2 separate regions of the Homo sapiens genome follow, and region 2 is linked to region 1. The links are chromatin loops, found by intact Hi-C in ENCODE. Cell type or tissue: thyroid gland. All regions are shown on one strand. Each heading gives the region's core, and the rest is flanking DNA. Links, peaks and the distances in the headings are about the cores only. Region 1 overlaps FRG1-DT (FRG1 divergent transcript). Region 2 holds the start of LOC124900882 (a long non-coding RNA gene).

Region 1 (9,309 bases), core at 2,462-7,461:
AATTTCCCAACAAAGAAAAGCCCAGGTGCAGATGCTTTCATGGGCAACTTCTACCAAACAGTCAAAGAAGAACTAACACCAAAACTTCTTAAGCTCTTTAGAAAAAATAGAAGAGAGAATACTCCCAAACTCATTTCATGAGGCCAATGTTACCATGACTTAAAAGCTAGATGAAAACAACACAAGAAAAAATAATTACAGACCAGTATCCTTAATGAATATAGATGCAAAAATTCTCAATAAACTACTAATTGGAATTTATCTATGGGATGCAAGGATGGTTCAATGTGTAAAAATTAATAATGTGATATACCACATTAACAGAATGAAAGACAAAAATAACATTCCAATAGATGCAGAAAACACATTTGACAAAATTCAACATACTTTCATGATAAAACTCTCAACAAAATAGGTATAGAAGAAACTTACCTCAACACTATAAAGGCTGTATATGAAAAACCTGTATCTAATATAATAATCAATGGGGAAAAATGAAAGCTTTTTCTTTAATATCTGGAACAAGACAAGGATGCCTACTCTCACCACTCCTATTCAACATAGTACTGGAAGTCCTAGCCAGAGAAATCAGGCAAGAGAAATAAAAGGCATCAAAATTGAAAGGAAAGATGTAGTTATCTCTGTTAACAGAAGACATGATTATTATACATTGAAAACTCTAAAGACTCCACAGAAAATGGTTAGAAATAATTGGTTAGAAATAATACAGTCAGTCTTTCATATCTGCCAGGGATTTGTTTCAGGACCCCCTCAGATAACAAAATCTGTGATGATCAACTCCCTCATGTAAAATCATGTACAGTTGGCCCTGTGTATCCATGGGTCCACATCTGTGGATTCAAACCACCACAGATGGAAAATATGTACAAGTTTGGTTCATGGTTGGTTGAGTTCATGGTTGCAGAACCCATGAATATGAAGGACTGACTATATAATAAATTTATTAAAGTTGTAGGATATACAATAGACATACAAAAATCATTGCTATTTCTAAACACTAACAATGAATTGTCTGAAAGGGAAATTTAAAAAACAATATCAAATAAACTACTTTGGAATTAACTAACCAAAGAAGTGAAAGACTTAAACACTACAAATTACAAAAGATTGATGATGGAAATTTGAAGTAAATTGAAAGACAACCCATGGATTGAAAGAGTGAGTACTGTATTATTAAAGTGTCCATATTACTCAAAGCAATCTACACATTTAATGTAATCCATATCAAAATCCCAATGGTGTCTCTCGCAGAAATAGAAAAAATAATCCTAAAATTCATATAGAATCACAAAAAACCCTGAGTAGCCAAAGCAATTTTGAGCAAGAACAAAGCTACAGGTATCACACTTCCTGACTTCAAATTAAATTACAAAGCTGTAGAAAGGAAAACACTGTGGTACTGGCATAAAAACAGACACATAAACCAGTGGAACAAAATAGAGAACCTAGGTATAACCCACACATTTGCAGCAATTGATCACCCTGGAGGGTGACAAGGAGACACAATAGGGGGAGGATATGCTCTTGAACAAATGGTGTTAGGAAAGCTGGATGTCCACATGCAAAACAATGAAATCGGATCCCTAGCTCACATCATACATAAAAATTAACTCAAAATGGATTAAACATTTAAATGCAATACCTGAAACCATAAAACTCCTAGAAGAAGACAGGAGAAAACATTCTTGACATTGGTCTTGGCAATAATTTGTTTAGATATGATGCCAAAAGCACAGGCAACAAAGGCAAAATAGGTAAATGAATTACATCAAACTAAAAAGCTTCTGCACAGCAAAGAAAACAACTAATGAAATGATAAGGCAACCTATGAAATGGGGAAAAAGTTTGTAAACCATATCTCTTATAAGGAGTTCAAAAAATAAGGACACATACACATCAATTCCAAAATTACAAATAACCTAATTTTATTTTAAGGCAAAGAATCTAAATAAATATATCTCAAAAGAAGGAATTCAAATGGCTAACAGGTATATGAAAATGTGCTCAACATCTCTAAACTTCAGAGAAATGCAAATCAAAACCACAATGAGATATCAGGTCACACCTGTCAAAATGGCTATTATCAAAAAGGCCAAAGATAAGTGTTGGTGAGAATGTGGAGAAAAGGAAACCCTTATACACTATTGATGGGAATGCAAATTAGTAAAACACAGAAAACAGTATTGAGGTTCCTCCAAAGAAAATTGAAACTAGCACTGGCCTGGTGTGGTGGCTCACACCTGTAACCCCAGGATTTGGGGAAGCTAAGGCAGGAGTCCAGGAGCTCCAGACCAGCCTGGGTAACATAGCAAGACCCCATCTCTGAAAAAATTTAAAATTAGCCAGACATGGTGTTGTACACCTGTAGTCCCAGCTACTTGGGAGGCTGAGGTAGGAGGATCCCTTGAGCCCAGGAGTTCAAGGCTGCAGTGAGCTATGATCTTGCCACTGGACTTTACCCTGGATGACAGAGTGAGACCCCATTTCAAAAATAAAAAAAAGAACTGCCACAATCCAATAATTTCACTTCTGGATATATGTCCAATGAAATTGACATAAGAGTCTTAGAGAGGTGTCTGTCATCCCCTGTTCATTGCAGCATGACACACAATGACCAAAATATGAAAATAACCTAAATGTCCTTTGGCAGAGGAACAGATGAATGGGTAAAGAAAATGTGGCATGTATATATAAAATGAAATATTATCCGACCTTAAAAAAGAAGGAAATCCTTCTATTTGTGAAAACATGGATGGAGCTGGAAGATATTGCACCAAGCAAAAATGCAAGACACAGAGAAAAATACTTCATGATCTCACTTACATGAGGAATCTACAACAGTCAAATTCATAAAAACAGAGAATAGGACAGTGGTTGCCAGGGGCTCAGGGAGGGGAAACGGGGTGATGTTGGTTAAATTGTACAAAGTTCAAGTTATAATAATTTCTGGAGATATAATGTACAACATGGAACAACACTGTGTCATATTCTTGTGTTCTGCTAAAGGACTAGATCATAAATTAATTACTGTCAACACACACAATGGTAAATATGTAGAGATAATAAATATGCTAATTTGCTTGATTGTGGTGATCATTTCAAAAAGTATAAAATATCAAAACATTAAGTTACCTTAAATTTACACAATTTTTATATGTCATGTTATCATCATAAAGCTGTTAAGAAATATTTAGTAAATAATGTCTACAACCTGGGAACTTTCTCATGACAGGGAGGGCTAGAGTAGGAAAATGGAATTTTGCAACAAGGATAGGGTGAGGGACATGGGAAATGATTGATCAAGTATTTAAGAAATGACCTGGGTGGAAGCTACATCAGAGAGTATGAGCTTTAGAGCATCTGTCCTCAAATTTTTGGTTTCAGGACCACTTTACATTTAAAAGTTATTGAGGACCCCAAAGAGCTTTTATTTACTTGGATTATATCTATCTATATTTATCATATTAAACATTAAAGCTGAGAAATTAAAAAAATATACTTATATGTTTACATAAATCACATTTTTATTTAAAGTTATCATTTTTAAACAGTAAAGTTGGTGAGAACATTGACATTGTTTTATATTTTTAAGTATGTCTTTAATGTCTGGTTTAATAGAAGAAAACTTCGTTCTCCTTTCTGCTTCTACATTTAATTTCTTGTGACATCCCACGTCAGGTAGCCTCTGGGAAACTCCAATTATACTTGTGAGAGAATGAAATTGGAAAAGGTCAACAAAACCTGTGTATTTTTATGAAAAGAGTTTTGACCTTGCAGAGCCCCTGGAAGGGACCCAGGGACTTCTCAGGGTTCTCTGGCTCATGTGTTCACAGAGTAGAGGGTAAGTCCACAAGAGAAGGCAGTGATTGGCTGTGGGAGGTCTTGCTGAGTGGTGGTAGAGAAGAGGTTGGATGTGTAGAAAGTATGGTCATTGTTGTCATTTCTTTTCCCTTTCCTTTGGCTTCTTGTCGCTGGGATTTCCTCTTTAGCTGCCTAATGAAAGTTTTTGTTTTGTCTTTCTGAGTCTTGATACATTTCAAGAAGTCTTCTATCTCATTTATTTTTCCACCCAAATTTGGAATTTAGGAAGAGTCCATATAGCTATATTTAGATAATTTATCTCCCTGAAGACATTTTGGGATCATTTATAAATCTCTGTAAGCAATGCTCTGATGTCCCTTTATTTTGCTTAGAGACTGGGTCTTGCCGTGTTGTCTGGACTGGAGTGGCTCGATCGTAGCTCACAATACGCAGTACAATCAAACTCCTGGTCTCAAAGCGATCCTGCCACTCAGCCTCCACAGTAGCTAGGTCTGCAGGTGTGTGCCAGCACGCCTAGCTTTTTATTACTATTATTATTATTTCATTATGCTGCCCAGGCTGGTCTTCCAACTCCTGGCCTCAAGTGATCCTCCTGCCTTCTGCCTTCTGAAGAGCTGAGATTACAGCTGTAAGCCACCATGCTGGTCCCGATGTCATTTAAATACAAACAAGATACTATATTCCTTGTAGGAAGTGCTACATAAACATAATTTTTTTGAGCTAGGGTCTTGCCGTGTCACCCAGGCTGGAATGCAGTGGTATGATCACACTCACTGCAGCCTTGACCTCCAGGGCTTAAGCGATCCTCCCACCTCAGCCTTCCAAGTAGCTGGGACCTGAGGTGTGAGCCACCAAGCCCAGCGAATTTTTCAAATTTTTGGTAAAGATGGGTGTGTCATTGTGTTGCCCAGGCTGGTCTTGAACTCTTGGGCTCAAGTTACCCTCCTCCCAGGTCTCCCAAAAGTGCTGGGATTAAGCACCCGGCCCTAAAATTTCATTCACTTTCTTTGTTTGTCCACAAGGTGGTGTTGTTTCCCCACAAGGTGGTGCTGTTTCCCTTCTAATAACATGAGACAGCTCACTCAAGAACATCAAGAACACGACATTCTCTAAAAAATATCACAGTAGTTCCTTTTCCATAACTATTAAGTTTTCAAGGTGTTATCAGGTTTATCTCATAGAAAGAATGTGTAAAATTTTTCATGTACAAACATAATCTTTTAGCAATGAGTTAAAAAATTTGGCATTGTCTGAATGAAGATTTCCTTTTTCCTATAATTTTATTTATTATAATTATATTTTTAGTGATATCAATTGCTTTATAAAAACTCATTACCGAATGACTGTGAAATCGTCTGCTTTGAAGCACAGTGAAATCAGTCAGCATACTGGGTCTAACACGGTTCCTTCCATTTTAAGAAAGCTATTTACACTCCAATTTGCAAGTTGGACTTTACAAAAATTAAAACATTTATAAAATATACTAACTATGATTGTTTTAAAAAGTAATGGTTTTTTTATGGTAAGGAAATAAATTGAAGCTCTGTGTTGGAAAGTGCAGAAAACAAATCAGCATTCTTTATAAATAGATTTTACTGCTGGTTTAGAAATTACCTTATGTGCTTTATAGATGATGGAAAAATGAAATCAGCTGCAGTTAGCACTGTGCATGCGTCGTATTTGCTGTGTCACTTTTAGAAAGATTATGGAATATTGGCAGGTCAGGATTCTCAAAATGATCAGTTCTAAGAAGAGGCTAAATGAAAAAGAATTTAAAAGCAAGCCTAGTTGTTTAATATATACATGGATGAGTTAAGGGGAAATCCTGGACTGGGAGCTAGCAGATCTATGTTCTGACTTTTACTAAGTCATTGGCTGCTACAGCAGGCCGAGCAGACATAACTGCCAAGGCTGCCTGGGAGTTGGGTTGACTGGCAATTGGCACAGGGAGGGAGGGCAATTGCCAGAGTAATGGCCAAATATTCAGGGTTTCATGTTCAGTGAAGTAGGGCATGCATTTATATCCCAAAGGCAAAACTGACGCTAGAATCAGGCCTTCTGGCTGAATCTGAGTCCACAGTCTGATGGGTAGGATGAAGTAGTCTCAGAAATCCAAGCCAGCCAGAACCCATGAGGTGTGCTCTGCAGATATTGGCTGGCAAGCTGCATTAAGATGTTTCATTCCATTGAGCAAACATTCCTTGATTGATTAGGTTAGCATCCCACAGGAGCAGAGACAAATTCTTCAGAATTTGTCCATGAAGCTGTAGTCCCAGAGCTTATATTTCAAGGGCAGAAGGAGGAAACAGCATTTCAGGATGGTAGGTGATTACAGCTAAACCGAATTCTGAAAATAAAAGGAACCCTATGTCTTTGTCTGCTCAGGCTGCTGTTACAAACAACTGTAGACTGAGTGGCTTAAACAGCACATACTTGTTTCTCACAGTTCTGAGAAATCAAAGATTAAAATCTGGGCCAGCAGAGCCAGTGTCTGGTGAAGGCCTTCTTACTGGTTTGCAGGTGTTCTTGTTGTATCTTCACATGGCTGAGAGAAGAGGGCTCTAGTCTCCTTCTCTTCTTATTAGGATGCTAACCCCATCGTGGGAACTCCATCCTCATCAAAACCAAATTACTTCCCAAAGGTCCTCCTTCTAATGCCATTCTATTGTTAGAGTTTCAACATGTGCATTTGTTGATGCAAACATGCAGTCCACAGCATCTTATCTAATCAAATCAGTTGCCCCTTGAATAAAATTCTAGCTCCTATAACAAGACTTAAAATTATGACTTGGTTGTTGCCAAAACGGTCTATCTGGATTTGCTAGAAACCAAGCATATTTGAATATTTCCTCTAAAGATTTTCTCATTCCTACCCTATTATGTATATTTACAGAATTCTTAAATAATTATATACACAAGGCTTCTATTAGCTCTGACTAGAGCTTCTATTAGCTTTGACTATTGCAAGCAGCTTTATAGCACTGTAGGTAAAGCATGTGCTTTGAAATCATACAATAAAATTTATTACATGCTAAGCACTTTATATTCATTATTTAATTTTATCATCTTAATCACCTTCATTATTACCTCCATTAAACCCTATTTGTTGGCTACCTATATTATTCTGATTTTGCAAAACTAAATTTGAGAGCCTTTCCCAATGTCACATAAGTTAATAACTGGCATAGCTGGGGCTTGAATTAAAGTCTACCTGATTCCAAGATCTATTTACCATTGTTCTACAATATGTACTTTTTAGGTCCCTGAGAAGGCTAACAGCCTTTCTTTTGAAATCTGCCTTCTTCCTGGATAGCAGCTTTATTAATATGTGATTAGGGCACCATATTTCAGGCAACAAATTCTTTGAAATCTTTCATTTCCATAGTGAGATAAGGATCAGTTCTGTGGCATTGTCTGCCAGAAAACATCATTTGGAGACTATCTTGTACAAGAAGTAGAAGACACAGCTGGGGGCCTGTGGAGGACAGAAAGCTCACAGCTTCTGTCCATACCCCTTTCACTTCCTCCTCAAGGAGATGGACCTCTGTGGTTGGTCAAGCTTAAGGATCTTTTATGGGCCACAGCTAATGGTGAAATCTTCCTAACTGTAGGTGAAGATTTATGGGCAAGTTGGAGAGTTAAGGTAGCTTGTGGCTGCTCCTTTTAGAAGAAAGTCTGATCATTGCTCTCTTATTTGTGGAACCCCTATGCTTGGTAAGACATGCCTGAAGACCAATCCTGTGTCAGTAGACTTCATATCTACTCTCTTCTACCAATCACACAACTACAGACAAATAAGAAAAATAAAACAAAGCTCAGACACACTCCCCTGGCATGGAGGTCACTCTCTGGCTGGCTGCTTTTCTCTACCCTGGTGCCTCCTGGGTGTTCGGCTCTTTCTTAGACCAAATTGAGACATGGGTTTGGGATTAAAGAGAAGTAAGTGAGAGGGGTCTCTGGCCTGTTTTGGCATTAGACCAAGTAAATAACAGAGTTCTTCTGCCTTAAGCTCAGCTCTGTAGAGCTTTCTCTGTGTTTGGGGAAAATCTCCAGATAGTAATGAAGTGGTATTTTACTGTGCTTCATTTTCTGTACATATATCTCTTTCTTAGGTATCTTGTGGGGAGATTGGTTCCCTGGACAAATACCATCTTAATCACTTTCATTATTACCAATTTTATTTTATTTGCAGAATTAAAATTTAAATGGACATTCAGGAAACAAGTCTGGTGAGAGAATTATGTTATGAGGTAAATCTTTCAGCATCTGCCTTAGGGACATGGATTATTTTCCCCCTTGTTTTTCACCAAGCTCCAGGCTTGCAAAAGAATCGTGATGTGGTCTGAGGCAAACTTACTGATTGGCTAGTGGTAAGTTAAACCGTGGCCTGTAGGACCGCGGGGAACCATTGCCTGTCATCGGCCAGAATCCACTGTTTGGAGGTGTGCGCTGGGAAGGCCATTCATACTTACTGATACATGCTTTGTTCTTGGCACTGTGTTAAGTACTGGACACATGCAACAATTTGGAATATTGTTACATTCAACCCTCACAATAGTCTGATGTATATGTTATTAGTCCCGTATTGGAGACGAGTAAACAAGATTAGAGGAAGAGCAGCACACAGCTGGAACCACACAGGTGGCACTGGGATTGGAAGCAGTTCTGTCTCACCCTGGACCACCATTTCTATGCTGTGTCTCCACTAGAGGATCCTTTCTTTGGTTCTTCTAAGTCATTAGTCATCAATAATTTATCTCCAAACTGTAGGTTTCACAGGAGGAGATGCCACTTGAAGCTGCATGGCTAAAAATGGAGATGGAATGTGGAACATGGTGGGAAACACTGGGAGGGGTTTATTGATAAACTTCAAGTACTTTGTGGGGCTCTGAAAGGCTGTCTTCAAATTCTTTGTCCTACTACCTCTTTCATATTAGTTCAAATGTCATATGGGTATATCTTTTGGGTTAAATTAAGGAAAATCTCCATGATAAGTAAAAAACAAACAAAAAAACCCCAAAAGAATAGAAAGAGGTACTACGAAAAATCAACTCAGATTTCTCAGTTTTGTTAACTCAAAGAAGCCTTGGTCCAGTTGGAAGAAGACAGAATTGATTTTGACAATCTCTAGCAAACCCTTTAGCGTTCAATGCACTCTAGACCATGAGTATAAAGAAGTTCACTTAATGGGTTCACCAAATTAGTTAGTTTGTGTAGTTCAAAGGGAAACAGACACACAGGACTGTGAGGCTTTGACAGGGGTGAAAGGCAAGTGTGGGTCCAGTGAGCCCAGGCAGGCCATGAAGGGGCAGGGCAGGAGGAGGACGGTGCTGGGAGGCTAGGGAACTGGCCACCTCCGTGCTGGCTGAAGATCACAAAAATGAACACAGCTTTCTCCAAACGCTGCCCATGCCTGATGGAATTAAACAGAGCTCTGAGAAAGACAGCACCGGGGCCGAGGATGGG
Region 2 (9,309 bases), core at 1,703-6,702, 120 kb after region 1:
TGCCTCCACAACCTCATTCCCCTCTGATCCACTCATAGTTGTAGCACACAAATGTGGTGAGGTCCCTGACCACCATCCCTGGCCGGGTGTATCTGTGTAACTGCGTTTTTATCACGGCACCTGCCACGGTGCATCAGGAGGTGTTGGAATCCTTCCTACTCTGTAAACTCCCTGGGTGGGGGGGCGCGTCATGTTGGCCTTGACCCCACTGTCAAGAAGCTAAGTGGAAGGCAGGCATGACACAAATATTTGGGAAAGAAGAAGAAACGAAGCAGCCAGCACTGCTAGTGGGGCGTAGCATCTTCTTTCCTGCTCCTCCTTATTCTTCCTTCTTTTCTCCCTTCTCTTTTCTGTCCCCTTTTCTCTTTTCTCTCCTAGTTATTACAGTTTTGGGTTGTCATCGCCATCATTGTATCATCCTCATCATCACCGAGGATCACCTATGATGACCTCTATTGTGAAAAGAAAAGAAAATCTCAGGACCCTAAACTCACTATGCTGAAGGGAAAAGTTGAACTTGGAAACTGAGTCATGTAAAAAAAAACCCCGCCTTTCCTTTTGTTCCTAAACAGACAGCTAGAGAAAGAAGGCCACGTGTCTCCCCAGGGGGCCTCCCTCACCTTGACAAAGTAAACTAACAGCTTATCTTCATGGTACTGGACAAGAGGAGACGAGGCACAGTCCCTCCGCCCACCTGAGATGAATGCATATTTGTCTTCTTCCTCTACTCCGTGTTTATTTTATCTCACATAAAGTGCAGATTTACTCAGCACGAGGTGAATACATAATCGATTGTTCCTCTACCTCCTCCTTGTCACGTGTGACATGTAGGTTCACTGACTGCTAATCGAAGCCTCAAAAAATGTGACTATACCTTCCCTCTCTTTTTTTCCCTTCTTTGCCGCCTGCCTACTTTATCCCTTTAAATACTGAAGCCCTCAAAATCCTCTTTGAAAAAAAGTGCTGGCCACAGACCAGTTGTGACTTGTGTCTCTTTTCCCCAGGCACGTCCTCAACCTTGGCAAAGTAAGCCTCTAAATGGATTCACACCCGTCTCAGACATTGTTTTTGTTTTGTTTTGTTTTGTTTTTTGAGTTCACCATCATAGCAGGGGATTGCTAGCAACAGTTAGGACCTGGAGGGGAGACCAGAAGAAGAGGCCGCTGGGCACGGGTGAAAGCAGTTCAGAAGACTTGGGGGAGAGGAAGACACCCAGGACCTCGTCAGCCTCCTGCCTCCCCCTTTTTTTGGGCGGCTTCTTTTGGAGGAGAGTAGCGAGTGTTCTCCTCAGAATGATCTGCCCGGGCATCAGCCTGCCGTTCCTAATGGAAACAGAAACGTTAACTCTTACTCTAGTGGTGGAGCCCCTTGGACTCCATCTGCAGTTCTCTCGAGGCCAGGATTCTGAATGAGCGAGATGAACTTTAATCTTCACTTCTTGTACTTTGGTTCTTATTTTCTGCCTCAGTGTCTTCTTCTCTTTGTTCATGGAGTCCCAGTACTCTCATGTCTGGAAACCTATCACCCTGATTACATAGAGATGAGATGATGAAATTGTCAGCAACTTGCTGAAAGTCACATGCCTGTGTCCTCAGAACAGGCACTGAGCTGTGGGTTCTCTGGATGACAGAATAGTCTTTTCCACATTAACTTAACCGGTGAGGACCCACTGGCTGGAAAACGTTAAGTTTGGAAACAGGCAAAGTGAGATTGTGCGTGTGTGTGTGTGCACGTGCGAGCATGTGTGTGTTTGCAAGTGTGTGTAATTGTGTGTGCGTGTAAGTGTGTGCAAGCAAGTGTGCATGTGAGTGTGTGAGTGTATGCGTGAGCGTGTGTGGGTGTGTGTGTGTGGAGTGTGTGAGAGTGTGAGTGTGTGAGTCTGTGGGAGTGTGTGAGTGCGTGTGAGTGTGTGAGTGTGTGTGAGTGTGTGAGTGTGGGAGTGTGTGAGTGTGTGTGTGTTGGGGATCGGTGGTGAGCAAGTGTCTTTTGTTGTCCATTCCTTTCTCACTGCCTCCTGCCTTACTCTCCTTACTCTCCTTACACATCCTTACTCTCTGCTTCCATTCCCTCTTCTCACTATTCAAGTTCTTCCGTTCTCTCCCTGTATTATGTTCTCCCCATAATTGCCGTCTTCACTCTTCCCCAAATCTCTATCCCCTTAATTTGTCCTTTCTTAGTTCTCCCTCCCCAGATTTATTCTGAAGGTTCAATGGACCCCTAAAAAATATGAAATACTGCATTTTAAGGGACATTAAAGGTATGTAATTTTGATTAATTTACACTGTAGCCAGTTATGTGAGAACTATTTGATGTCCAATGAGCCTTTGAAAAGTCTTAAAGTTTTTTCTGAAATTTTAACATTACATTTGTTGAGGAAAACTAACTCAAACACTTTAAGATCAATTTCTTCTTGGGAACTGTATTTCTTTGCTCACTAAAGGGTCTGCACGCCTATCTTTGCAGTTATAGAAGCTGCAAGAATTGAACACTGAGAATTGAGAGGGGAGAGAAATTCTGTTGTACGTTCCCACATCCTGTTCTTGAGGGGCTGTGGCAGGTTTGGAAGGGCAACAGTGTGAACACAGATTGAATTAAATACACTGGTGTCAGGGTGGGGTCGGGCAAAGGCAGGATCTAGTCAGCATGAGTCTGGATAGGCAGGATTTCTGGACGGAGGTCTATGGGACCAGAGTTTTTGCGGAGCAATGGGTAGAGGTTGAGCCTGGTGGAGCTTGGAGTCAAGCTCTGGGTGTGGAGGTCTGAGGCTCCCTTGTGGGAACAGGAGCTCCTGCTGCCCTGTTACTGTGGGGAGCTCACGTCTTCCTCCACCCCTCTATTTCTGAGATGGGACTTTTGAAAGGGCCAGGCATAGAAAAAGGCACAACTCTAGATCTTGTGGGAGTGTCCAAGTCTTTATTTATGGTGCATTATTCATTGTCTGTGGGGATGACCACACCGCTTGTGAAACTGCGGCTCCTCGGGAGCTGATCCTGCAGTTGCCTCTCTCTTTAGCATTCCACCTTCTGCGGTCTAATGCTTTCTGGGAACAAGGAGAGAGGACAGTGGCAGCAAGCCCTTTTCCTCTTTCCATCTAGGTCCCCCCAGGCAGGAGATTAAGATATGGGCTCAGTGAGATATCAGATCATTGAAGTTAGATGGCACAGGGCCATTGGTAAAAGCCCGAGGCCTGCCTCCTACATCTCTCAGGCTAGATAGTCTGGACTGTAAATTTTTATATGGTTTTCGTTTATATAGTTTAGAGAGTAAGATCAGAAATTACGGAGCCAGTTTTCTCCAACCACTTGTGACTGTGCCCTTGGGCATGCTATTTTACCTCTCTGTTCCTCAGCTTCTTAAACTTTAAAGTGGGCACACAGTAGTGTAAAAGCAAACACACAGTAGTTTCAGCTATTGTATTTATTGCACCAACAGCTGTGGGTGCAGTTCCATGTCTCAGCTGACAGAGGTGAGGAAGTCTTCCCGAAATATGACTACAGGTAGAGGCTGTTGGGAAAGCCGTGCTTTGAGGCCTGTGTGGTAAATCAGGTGCATTAGATTAATTACCTAATCTGTGGTAGATGAAGGCTGAGCACCTGTTTCCTCCTTTGGTTGCATCTTCCTGGACTGTAGCGGCTGCAGAGCCGAAAACTACGTTTCCCAGATACCCTTCTGCCTGAGTTTCTGGATGCAAATTGGCCTCACCAATCAGATTCTCTTAGGTACGGACTGCAAGTCAGAACAGAGAAGGAGGTGTCCTCCTGCTGGCAGGCTCTGCGGTGGGGAAGGAGGGTCTTTCTGTAGCCCTGTGCAGTGTCTGGCCACCAGCTTGGGTGGGTATAGAAGGCAGTTGTCTCTGGATTCCTGCCTTCCTGACTGGGCCATCCCTCTGGATGGCTCTGCAGGGTTGCTGGGGGTCCTTCCTGGAGACTCAGCCCAGAGGTCACTCCTCCTTTCAGTGTCATTAGCACCCAATCTTTACACTCCCTTCTGCAGGGTAGGCAGTAATTTCTGCTTTTTACAACATAACCTTGATAACCTTGATATTTAAGTCTATGGAAAGCTAAAGGACTTTTCTGAGGCAATCTTTTCTGATTTTCCAAGGCAGGTAGGTCACACTCCTTAGCTGTACAGTCTCATTGGATTCCCCACTTGCTAGAACTTTCCTAGGCTTCCTCATTTATCAGCTCATGCTATGAGGACTCTTAGTCCTTGTAAGGTGTGTCTAGGGATTTTCCTGTGTCTCACTTAATAGATTTTTCTCAGGTTGACTACAGGAGGGAGATTTGACTATCAATAGTGGTATTGGTGAGCCCAGTAACTATGTGATGGGACCTGGATATGATGCAATCAGTCAGTCTGACAATGGGGAGATTAAGGTCCAATTGTTCTGCAGATACCACACCTGGCATCCTGTCTAATGTAGACTCTCTCTGTTAGGTGCACAAGTGAACTTATAGCATGGCAAATGAGAAATTATTTCAGTTGGGCCCATAGTTTTGTCTGCATATGTTAATAAGATATTTGATTCAATGTCAACTTAGATCTTGAGAGGTAGAAAAGAGATTCTGCCAGAAGGTCAAATGAGCTGATATCTATGATTGCAAATCCAGCTGAGGATGAAAATACTGGATGAAATGTGAAAGGTAACTCCCATTGTGGGGATCTTGTATAACAGAACAAGGTGGGCACAGCTGTGTGGGTTCGTTGCTGGCTTGGATAAGCTGATGCTCAATGCCGAGAGGATGGTTCTTTCTCCACAGTGCATGTCAGTGGTAAGTTCAGTAGTTCAATTGCACAAGCTAAGCAATTAGCACATATTTTTTAGAAGTTATTTTTGTTTATTTTCATTTTTAAACGTCTATTTCTGAATATGCAAAATCTAAGCTCAGTGGAAGTAACTTGCATAAAACAGACACCCCCATAAGTGTTAAAAAACCAACCACGGGTCCTAGAGGAGGGAAGGTTGAAGGTGGAGAACTGTGGTATGAAATTCAGGGAGAATCTCCACAAAGTTCCAGGTGCTGTGTGCTCCTTGTTGGAGAACAGATGAGTGTTTTCAGGAGACAGGGAGGATTTAGTGCCCAAGAATTGCAGTCGGGCACAGTGGGGTGTGGTGGGGAGTTGCCAGGACCAGGCTTAGCTGAGGGCAGGAGAGACTGCTGGAAACCATAGCTATGAGCATATCCCGTTGAACAGCAAGTTTTGGTGCATGTGGCCAGCCAGCAGGAGAGAGGGCCAGGGAGCAGTGAGGCGGACTCTGGAAGCTGCAGGGAGGCGGGCTCTGGAAGCTGCAGCGAGGCGGGCTCTGGAAGCTGAGGTGGCTCCACATTCTGCTGTCTGTGCCCTACCATTTTTATTTGAGCCAGTTTAATTTTTTTTCAACTAAGTCTCCCTCCCTATCTTCTTCCTCCTTCTCTCCCTTTCTTCTCTTCCTTACCCTTTTTCTTCTGACCTCCATTTAGTTTTAATTCTTTTTTTTTTTAAAGTTGCATATGTATAGTGTGAAGAATTAAATAATTCCATAGGGTCTGTTGTGCAGAATAGTAATCTGCTATCCTCCTCTTCCATTACATCTTTTCCAGAGGAAATATAATAGCTTTAAACTTTACTGCCTTTTTTTTCTTTTTTTTGGTGTTTGCCTCTATATTTTAAAATAGCGTGCTTTTATTGCTACTTTTCAAGAAATTTTCAATTTCAGGCATTATTTATGGAAGCGAGGGCTTTCCTTTCTTTCCTCCTCCCTCTGCCACAAGCATCCTCCCCATTGGTTACACTTTTGGTTAGATCAATATTCATTGTTTTCATTTATTTTGACTTTTGTAACTGTCACTCAGTGCTGAGCCTGTGGCAAATTATGATTGCTTTTCCTTTCCTATATGACTTTTTGTCTTTTCTGGACTAATAGCTGTTTTTTTCATTGTTTATGTCTGTATGTTTTGATTACTAATTTAACTCCAAACTCCCTGCTAGTTGTCCAAATCTCCTTTCTCAAATTTCCCAGACATTAGGTGTTCTGAGACTTCTGTCTTCTTGAGTAAACCTTTTCCAGAAACTTTGGGCCTGATTCAATGCAGGGTTCTTGCTTTCAGGCCCCACGCTCAGCTGTATGTTCCTGGACTTTCCCTCCACCATCACTGTAGGGATTCCCTTCTCACTTTGCTCCTCTGTTTCCTTGCTTGAGCCTTCCTCTGATTTCGAATACCTCCTTGTTTTGGGGATGCACCTCCTCCAGGAGCTTGCTGGTACAGAATGCATGGGACTCTATCTGTCAGGATTCAGAGGGCAAGCTCTAGTAAGAAACTTCAAGAAGCATTTAATAAAGGGATGGTTTACAAAGATGTGGAAGGCTGAAGAAACTTGGGGCCAGTACGAGCAAAAGTCTTTTTCCATACCTAGGTTTGGGGTCATGGGAAGGAAGCAGTTACTGGGATCTGCAGACAAAAATATATTTGAAGGTAGCAATCAACCCACATTGGTCTTGCGGGAATTTTCTCATTTTGCTCATTTTGGAACTCCTACCAGACAATGATCATCCTGCACTGATGGCCTTTTCTTCTTTATTTTATATAATTTAGAAATTTTGCCCTATTTCCTGTGAGGTTTATTCAGTTCTTTTTTCTAAACTTCTATAGTTTCTTGTGGGGAGGCAACATTTTACTATCGTATTTTACATTTCCAAGAGCTTGCTTCAGTCCTCTCAATGTTCATTTTTAATAACATCTTGTTCTTGTTTCATGATTGCACTATTTCCTCTTACTTTTCTGAGCATAGTAATAATCTTTTTGAGGGAAACATTGTATTCTCTCTAAATAGTTTTTCTATAGTATCCTCCAAAATGTGTTTAGCATGCTTTTGTGTTTATTTTTTCTTTCCTTCAGGTCAGTGATGTTTTTTTCAGATGGTTAGATTTCCTTGTATCTCTGGTCGTATTTAAAAGTAGAAGATGAAGAAGCTGATTGGAAGCCCTGAGCACATTTGTGGGTTGCTATATGGGCTCTGATGTAGGATGATCTGGTTGAGCCATTGTACTGGGGAATCCTTGATGGTTATACTGGTTATACTGGTTGTACTGGGGAATCCTTGATGTTAGTGACTTTTGTCTCTTCTCTTGGGCGGAACAGAGTCCTCAGAGAAAACCTTACAATCTTCTGCAGAGGGTGAACGTCTAGCAATGATCTGGGAACTAAAGGGAAGAAGATTGCTGGGGTCGAAGGAGGGCCTCAGCATCCAGGATCCAGTTTCACTTCATCTTCCCTTTTCAACATAACCATCTCTGACGACATCTTGAACATTTACATTTATCTTCTCAAATGACTAGCCTTCCATTTTCTTGCTAGAGTGTGGATCTGGAAGTCTATCTGTTTTTAAAGTGGCTACCAAGCCGTCCTTCACCTTCATTCTACTTCCAGCACCTCAGGGTTCCCTGCTGAACCTCTGGGAATCTCATGGCTCAAATCCAACTGGCCACTGGCTTCCTTACTGCTGGTTGAGTGAGGAGTCATCTTTCTTTGGTCCACCAAGTCAGTTACCACCTGCCTTTCTGCCTTCTAATTATGGTTTCTTTGATCTTTCTCCATATCCTTACAGGTCTAGGACCTAAAAAAATTACTTTTATGGTGTGTTAGTGGAGTTCTGTGAGGGTGTGTAGAGCTAAATGTTGAAATTTTAGTCTCTTTCCTAAGGCAATTCCCCATTCCTAGAAGAAGACAGCTACATGGTCCCTCACCAGAAAGGCTGCTTTCTCCTGTATGAATTGGGCTCCAGCTGGAGATTGGCTGGTCTGTGGGCTGGTGAAAAATCAGGCTTTTATTCATGGCTGTGTTGTTCCTCTGAAGCTCATTTTGCCTTCTGGAGACCCAGCAACAGGGCCATGTTCTGAACAATGGTGCTGTCTTTTCCTTTTTGCAGTACACTATCCTCCATTTCTGTGACCGCATGCAACTCTAGCCAGTCCCTAGCTCAGATAACCTGAATGGAGGCCACACCTCCCTGAGGTCCCTGGGGCTCATTTTCTGAAGGGCATCACCGGGACTGGAACTCCCAGATCATCTCCTATGTCCCATCCTGTGCCCCAGTCTTTTAATGAACCTTCAGATGATATATTTAAGAGATTTAATCATGGATTACTGCATTATACCATAAAACCTTTTTGCTTCCATGCAGTAACTTTCTGATGCCTGTAGCTCTACGAGTAACAAAGATGGTATATTCAGGCAGTATTTTTGTCTGTGAGGTTTCCCGCAAGTATCTCTGTTTAGCCAACCCAGGGACAACATCCTGTGGCTTTGTTTTCCTTTGGGAGCTAAACTGGCTCATTTTATCAGGGGTGAAGCAAGATAAACCTTAGGAATAAATAGTTTTGTGTCAAAAGTTGCTGCCTTGAAAATTTGTTTCCACAGGGTGTCAATGTGCTGATATTCCAATCTTGCAGAAATCGACTGGATTTAGTGGAATTAAAGTCAACTGGAAGACGATCTGTGGGGATAATTCCATGATTCAAAGCCTTCAGGGAAAACGTGTTTGCTCAGCTGCAGTGATTGAAAAATTGAAGGCAATGAGAGTCATATGTTATGCTTGGTTATGTCCTGCTCTGATGCCAGTTTGGAGTAAAGGCTGAACTTTGCTGTTGAAAGCCACTGTGGAAAGTGGAAACATTGACTGTGCGTTGCTGAGGGGAGGAATGTATTTACTTACCCAGAAATAGACGCATCCTTGTCTCAGTGGGCTGGGAGATAGTATCAATCCTTTCTGTTGCAACAGATCCCACTGCCTTCTTTTTTCAAAAGAGTAAATATTTAAATAGGTAATACAGAAAAGTTATTGCCATTTTTCCTTCATCAGCCATGGCTGGGAGTCAAAAGAGAGAGTGAGGCAGAACTCACACATGGGGAAATAATATTGTGGACGTTATATATAATCCTTTTAAAGTAACGGCATTAGACTTCGTGATTTGCAATTGGCCAAATTGAGAAAACTTTTCTCAAAAAGCCATTTTAAGATAAAAAATTATGAATTTTCTTAAGCCCTGTGATTAGAGTGTAACACGTATTTATGGTCCCCCCAGGCACCACCCAATAAAAATGGTTAAAACCTTTAGTACTTTTAGTAGTTCACAGTTTTATGGCCAAAGTTATTTTGTAGATTTTATGCTTAAAGCAAGGTCAATGTATTGCACTGTATAAATTATTCTAAGTAATTGCTCAGTTATTTTATAGCTTAGTCACAGGATTTTTTCATTATTAAACGTAGCCTTTTCTTTAAAGTTAGGATGAGAAGGGCACGATAAATCACAGAGCAGCTTGCCATTGG

Evidence for each region. Peaks named below come from ENCODE experiments on the same cell type or tissue, not always from the same donor. Only the 100,000 strongest peaks of a DNase experiment are listed, where the experiment ranks them.
Region 2: a loop joins it to region 1, with 3 times the contacts of the local background. A loop is called at or near these places in 6 of 110 quality-filtered maps.

What each region holds. Positions count from the first base shown.
Region 1 is chr4:189,900,181-189,909,489 of GRCh38, reverse strand. The region is part of intron 2 of FRG1-DT (FRG1 divergent transcript); the gene reads left to right. Among named protein-coding and RNA genes, the nearest start is that of LINC01596, 23 kb to the right of the region's middle. In thyroid gland, for the core only: a CTCF peak has its summit at 4,874 (motif pointing right); a DNase peak (open chromatin) is centred at 4,859.
Region 2 is chr4:189,779,890-189,789,198 of GRCh38, reverse strand. All of the region lies in intron 3 of FRG1-DT (FRG1 divergent transcript), which reads left to right. LOC124900882 (a long non-coding RNA gene) reads left to right here and starts at 1,594. Exons shown (of 2, transcript XR_007058516.1): 1 at 1,594-1,658; 2 at 2,178-9,309. In thyroid gland, for the core only: no CTCF peak of the experiment used is centred there; no DNase peak of the experiment used is centred there.